Linked DNA regions of Homo sapiens: region 1 is linked to region 2. Evidence: chromatin contacts called from ENCODE Hi-C or POLR2A ChIA-PET data. All regions are on one chromosome and are shown on one strand. The core of a region is the stretch at or near the end of the contact, and the rest is flanking DNA. Distances in the headings are between cores, read along the strand shown. Region 1 overlaps CDCP1 (CUB domain containing protein 1). Region 2 holds the start of LARS2-AS1 (LARS2 antisense RNA 1).

The links. A loop is a pair of places that touch in the nucleus more often than their neighbours do. ChIA-PET counts read pairs that join two places held with the same protein, here RNA polymerase II (POLR2A). Pooled maps may share reads with other maps.
Region 1: a pooled map shows a loop between it and region 2 (5-fold over the local background). The contact joins the enhancer-like site here to the promoter of LARS2-AS1 in region 2. A Hi-C loop is called at or near these places in 1 of 168 maps with a recorded cell type or tissue (PC-3) and 5 of 50 pooled maps. POLR2A ChIA-PET finds 5 or more read pairs at or near these places in 1 of 52 experiments (activated B cell).

The regions. Positions count from the first base shown.
Region 1 is chr3:45,104,181-45,106,880 of GRCh38, reverse strand. The region is part of intron 4 of CDCP1 (CUB domain containing protein 1); the gene reads left to right. Among named protein-coding and RNA genes, the nearest start is that of CDCP1, 41 kb to the left of the region's middle. Within about 2 kb of position 1,405, at least 4 of the 41 ENCODE cell types and tissues checked have a DNase peak (open chromatin) inside an H3K27ac peak, as active enhancers do; they include PC-3, where a contact is called at or near this core.
Region 2 is chr3:45,508,135-45,510,834 of GRCh38, reverse strand. It overlaps LARS2-AS1 (LARS2 antisense RNA 1), which reads left to right and starts at 1,290. Exons shown (of 4, transcript NR_048543.1): 1 at 1,290-1,478. The region is part of intron 15 of LARS2 (leucyl-tRNA synthetase 2, mitochondrial); the gene reads right to left. RefSeq lists a silencer at 924-1,218 and an enhancer at 2,045-2,700.

The DNA of each region.
Region 1 (2,700 bases), core at 156-2,655, 400 kb after region 2:
TTGGGTCAGAGCCTCTGCCCTTGCTTCTCCTGTGAGTGCTAGAGGAAAATCTCCTGGGGCTAGTTTCCCCCTCGACCCCTTCACTGCTGCACCTCTCTGAGTCCAACCCAGGCTTTGCCCTAACTTGACCTTCCTTTGTCCCCAGAAGCAGGGGAACAACTACCCAGACCAAAGCCACTACCCCAGGAGTGCACTTGTGGGTGGTTTGCATTCTTCACACAACATGGATTTATCTGTCTCCACGTCTGCATCTTACTAAACTCCTCCCAGTCAGGAATCTTGTCTTATTGCTCTTTCTATTCCCACCACAGCTTCCGACACATTCCAGGCCCTCCATAAATCCGTGTTGCACCAATCTCAGGAGTCAGCATCTTTTCCAAAGTGGCTCAAGAGCCAGTTGCACCATAAGAACCCACAGCCCATCTGAAGGGGCAAGGCAGATACAGTGAAGTGGGGCACCCATGAGAGCAGCTGCTTGGTGGTGGGGCAGACAAGGAGAAGGGCATCAGAAATAAGAGCAAAGGCAGAGCCTGGAGACCTTCTCAAACCAAAGTGCAACCATAGAAAGCCAGAGCCTCAGCAGGGGTGGAGAAAGCTGTGAGAGGCACCAGCCAGCCCAAACCCCTCATTATCTACAGCAGGACCTGAGCACAGTGGGCCCAGGCTACAAAAAAACAGACAGGTGTTACCTTGAACCTAATTGTCCAAAAAACAAGATAAAAATATCTACCATCAGTCCTCTCTACTTTGCTGAGAAACATCAGGTAGGTTCAAACTAGACCCAGAGAACTCCTGTAGGGAGTATTTTTCCATGGCTTGACCACAAACATCCTGTGTTTTGAGTCATGTACAATTACCCAGGAACTGAGGAATAACTGATGTGGCCATCCGTGACCACATCTGTAAGCAGTGATAGCTTCAGCTGCCCACAGTGTGCAAACCACGGGTGTCTGAGAGCTCAGTTCATGTTCACCTCTACCACACAAATCTTGTTTTTAAGTGCTCCACAATGCACCCTCTCCTTTCTTTTTTGATATCACAAGATTACCATGTCATGCCTGATGTTATTACCACTTTCACCAGGCAGCCTGTTTCTCTCTTTGTATAATTTCTAAAGGTTCAAGTGGCCCTGCTGATAATGATTATGTGAGTTAATGGTACAGTATTCTACCCATCTATATTATATTCTACCCATCTATATATCTACCCATCTATAAGGCTTTAGGGAGAGCCTTCTAGCCTACTAGCCTACTGCTTTATGCATCCTCTTCTAGCTTTTGGAAAATCTGTTTGCTTTCCTGAAAATACCAAACAAACTATTATCTTCAAAACCCATGGGCTTCTGGGTGATCATGAGTCACATACGACAAGCAGATGTGCATTTCCAGTGTGTTACACAGGACGCTTTGTTAACCACTCTGGGTGAATGCTGGTTGTGGAAGCAGATACATTGCTCCTTTTTTGGCTTTTACAACCTCCAGAAGCCACCTGGAACCTTAAATAATTATTGGATTTGTTTTTGCTTCTTGTTTTTTGTTTTTGTTGGGTAACTTGTGTTCCATGAGTCTTAAATTTGTCCTGCTGAGCTGATAGGTATTATGGCCTTTGACTTACTCCCATTGAGTCCATTTCCAAAAAAAATTGTCTATCTATAGATACCACAAAAATGATTAGGGGCCTTTATGAAACATCAGTCAGTAACCCAATCCCTTCAAAGGTCCCCAGTGTGGCTTTTACAACAGTGTCAATAACTATTAAATAGTGAAGGGTTTTCTTTTGGTGGCAGGTGGGGGTTAAACATCAGGCTCAAATGTTTTGTTTGTTTGTTTTTTGAGACAGAGTTTTGCTCTTGTTGCCCAGGCTGGAGTGCAATGGCACGATCTTGGCTCACCGCAACCTCCGCCTCCTGGGTTCAAGCGATTCTCCTGTCTCAGCTTCTCAAGTAGCTGGGATTACAAGCCCACCATGCCCAGCTAATTTTGTATTTTCAGTAGAGACAGGGTTTCTCCATGTTGGTCAGACTGGTCTCAAACAATCGACCTCAGGTGATCTGCCCACCTCAGCCTCCCAAAGTGCCAGGATTACAGGCGTGAGCCACCACACCCAGCCTCAAATGTTTTTTATATGAAGGCATCTGCAATGTTGTAGAAAAACTATGGGATTCTTTCAAGGCAGGAAACTGTGTCCAGATCACAGATCTGCCCCTTTATTAGGGAACATTGAGCGGTTAATTTGCAACCTTCTCAGCTGTAAAATAACAATAGTCATTCCTCCTTCCCCCCATGTTGTGAGGGTGAGATAAGGCAACTTGTCAAAGCACACAGACCTCACTGAGTAAAGATCTGTCTTGTCTTTCCATAGATTTATGAATGTTAATAGGTAATTTTACATTTAAAACACCCATCTGTGAGAGATAAGGGCTGCACATTTCCACCCTGTTTTGCCTGCTGAAGCCACATATGAAAACATTCTGTAGGCAGCAGGGAAATTAACTGTGTCTACCCCTCAGGTTCCTCAGGTTATTTTGAGATCCAACCAAAAGAAGTGTGGAAAGAAATGTGTAAAATGACTAATGAATGAGGTGCAAATGCAAAATAGAAAGTGGAATGAAGTGTGATATTACAGAGAGCCTCCTCATAACGGGCAGTCTGTCTTGCCCCCAGAATCAATAAACTGGGCTTCTGTTTTAGCTGGGACATG
Region 2 (2,700 bases), core at 41-2,540:
AACCAATGCCTGACAACTCTCAGAGCTGTGAGGGAGGAAAAGAAAGAGTGCAGTCATATTTGAAGAGCTCCTCCTCCCAATCAAGTCCAAATTCCTCCGCATAGCCATCCAGGACTTCTCCCTGTCCCCTGCCACTCCCTCTGCTCTTTCAAATGTTGCCTGCATGTGCTTCCACGTCTTTACTCACGCCATTTCCCAAACTGTTATCAAAACTCTAGTCCTCCTTCCTGGCTCAACTCAAATGCCATCTCCACTGAGAAGGTATCTCCTGGTCAGAATTAGAATTAGTTGTTTTTTCCTTCCTGATGCATCCTGTGTAGTGCCTGTAATTGTATCTAGCAGCTATTACATTTTATTGTGTATTTAGGTAAGCTGCTTGCCTGTCTTTCTCCTGTGAGGAGTAGGAGGATGATTTTTTTTTGAGACAGGGTCTTGTTCTGTCACCCAGGCTGGGGTGCAGTGGCACAATCACAGCTCACTGCAGCCTCAGTCTCCTGGGCTCAAGTGATATTCCCACCTTACCCCTGCAAGCAGCTGGGACCACAGGCGCGCACTACCACACCCAGCTAATTTTTTGTATTTTTGGTAGAGATGAAGTCTCACTATGTTGCCCAGGCTGGTCTTGAACTCCTGAGCTCAAGCAATCCTCCTGCCTCGGCCTCCCAAAATGCTGGGATTACAGGCATGAGCCACTGCTCCTGGCCTTGAAAATCCTTAAAGGCCACTCTCAGTCTCCAGTTCCTAACAGATGCTCAGTAATGTTAATTGCCTTGAACTCAATCAAGCTTGTTTCAGTGGATGAATAAACCTACCAGCAGCAGGGGTGGGGGATAATGTGAGTAGGACAAAGTGGAGGCAAGAGAGGAGGGAAGAAAGAAATGAGTGAAGTGGGGCACTGGATGCTATACTTTCCAGCTAGTGCCACCATCTTTTTGCAGGGAGGGGTGCATTGAAAGATCCCAAGCAGCTGAAGCAAGAGAATGAGAGCAGGGGAATGCCCCGATGAGTGCTCACATGGAATTTCCCAGTGGGGAAAGGGGCGCTTCCCAGCTCCTAGAATCCTGCTCATTCCCAAGTGTTTTCCCTCCACTTTTCCAGGGAGCCAGGGAATGGGCTATAGGGAGTTGGGAATCTGGTTTTCACTCTTGGCTGAAGCTGGCCATGTCTACTCTCATGCGTAGTTTAGCTCTGAATGAGTCACACTTGTTTATTCATTCAACATGTATTTACATGATAATTGGGTACACAGCACTAGGCAATTAATTGGAGAGCTTACAATAAGAACAGGCAGCCCAGGACATGCTCATAAATAACCATCAGCACTACAAGAAAGACGTACCAAATGTGATTTGGAGGCGCAAGGTGCACAGGAATGAAGGACAAAGGACATCAAGGGCCCTGCTGGACTTGGAACCCAGGCCTGCTGGAGCAGAGATCACATCACATTGCCAAGTTCATTATTCAGATTCACAATTGGGGTAATGTGTTTCCCTTTTGTTCACTCATTCATTCACTCAACAGATGGTACTTGGGAACAGACTTGCGTATGCAACTGAGTTATTCATTCATCATAGTGACTGTGCACAGCAGGGGCCTTTATAAGTGAGTGGAAAATCTGCAACTCTAAACCACTAACAAACCGTTCTGACTCAGGGACCATCAAACGCGGGAGTATTAGGCAGGGCCTCTGCCTTGAAGAAGGCCCTGGATTTCTGAGTCAGCTTTCTTCCTACTCCTTCGGTACATCCCTGGAGGTAGATCATGCTTGCTTGCACTGAAGCACAGCTATATGTAAGCACAGTGATGAAAACTGGGGGGAGATCTTCACAATTTCTTCATTAGTTTAGACTGCACTAACTCAGAAATTGCAACAACTGATAGCTGCTGGGCATTGAAGGCCACATTTGTCCCACTTGGAAGAAGGAAAGAAGGAAGGGAGGGAGGCAGGGAAAGAGGGGAGGAAAGGTAGGGAGGGAGGAGAGGGAGGAAGGGAGGGAAGGAAGGGAGTTGCTAATTATTAGGATAAACAAGGAAATTCAGAACATTGATTGATTGGCCATGTTAAGTGCTCTTAAAAAAATCACTATATACAAGGAATGTGCTAATTACAGTATGAGCAAAGAATATCAGGATGTATCAGAGCCCCACCTTCTTGCTGCAGATGACATTTACCTATTCATGAAGCCCCAGAGAGCCTGCTGCCCACTCCCCTGACCTGGTGCGAGAGTGGCCTGCCAGGCTGCAGATCTTTGAAGGCCATAGATCTCTGAAAATGGTCTCCAAATTGGACTTTTCATTAAATCAGACTAAGTTTACCTTCCTCTTCTTCCTTGTTCTGTGCCCAGGGCCATCATGTCACATAATTAGCCTAGTTTCTAAGTATTAGCCATGGCTCATTCTTGAAATATCACCATTCCCATTTCCTAGCAGCCAGTTAGTGGCGCAGAAGGAGGGTTTACTAATACAGCAGGACCCAAGTAAAGCTTCTCTTCCCTTCCTGTTCCTTTTCCCAGTAGCCCCGTTTCTGGCATGATCAGAGTAACAGAGAAGAAAGCTCTGTGGATAGGGGCTTGCTGTGCTCTCCACGGTCAGCAGGCGGCCTGCCCTTCTCATGGGAGCTCCCTGAGCAGCTGCTTGCTTCTGACAGCCACCACTTTCTGTTGATTCCAAACTGAAGGGAGAAATTCAGTTTGGGGAATT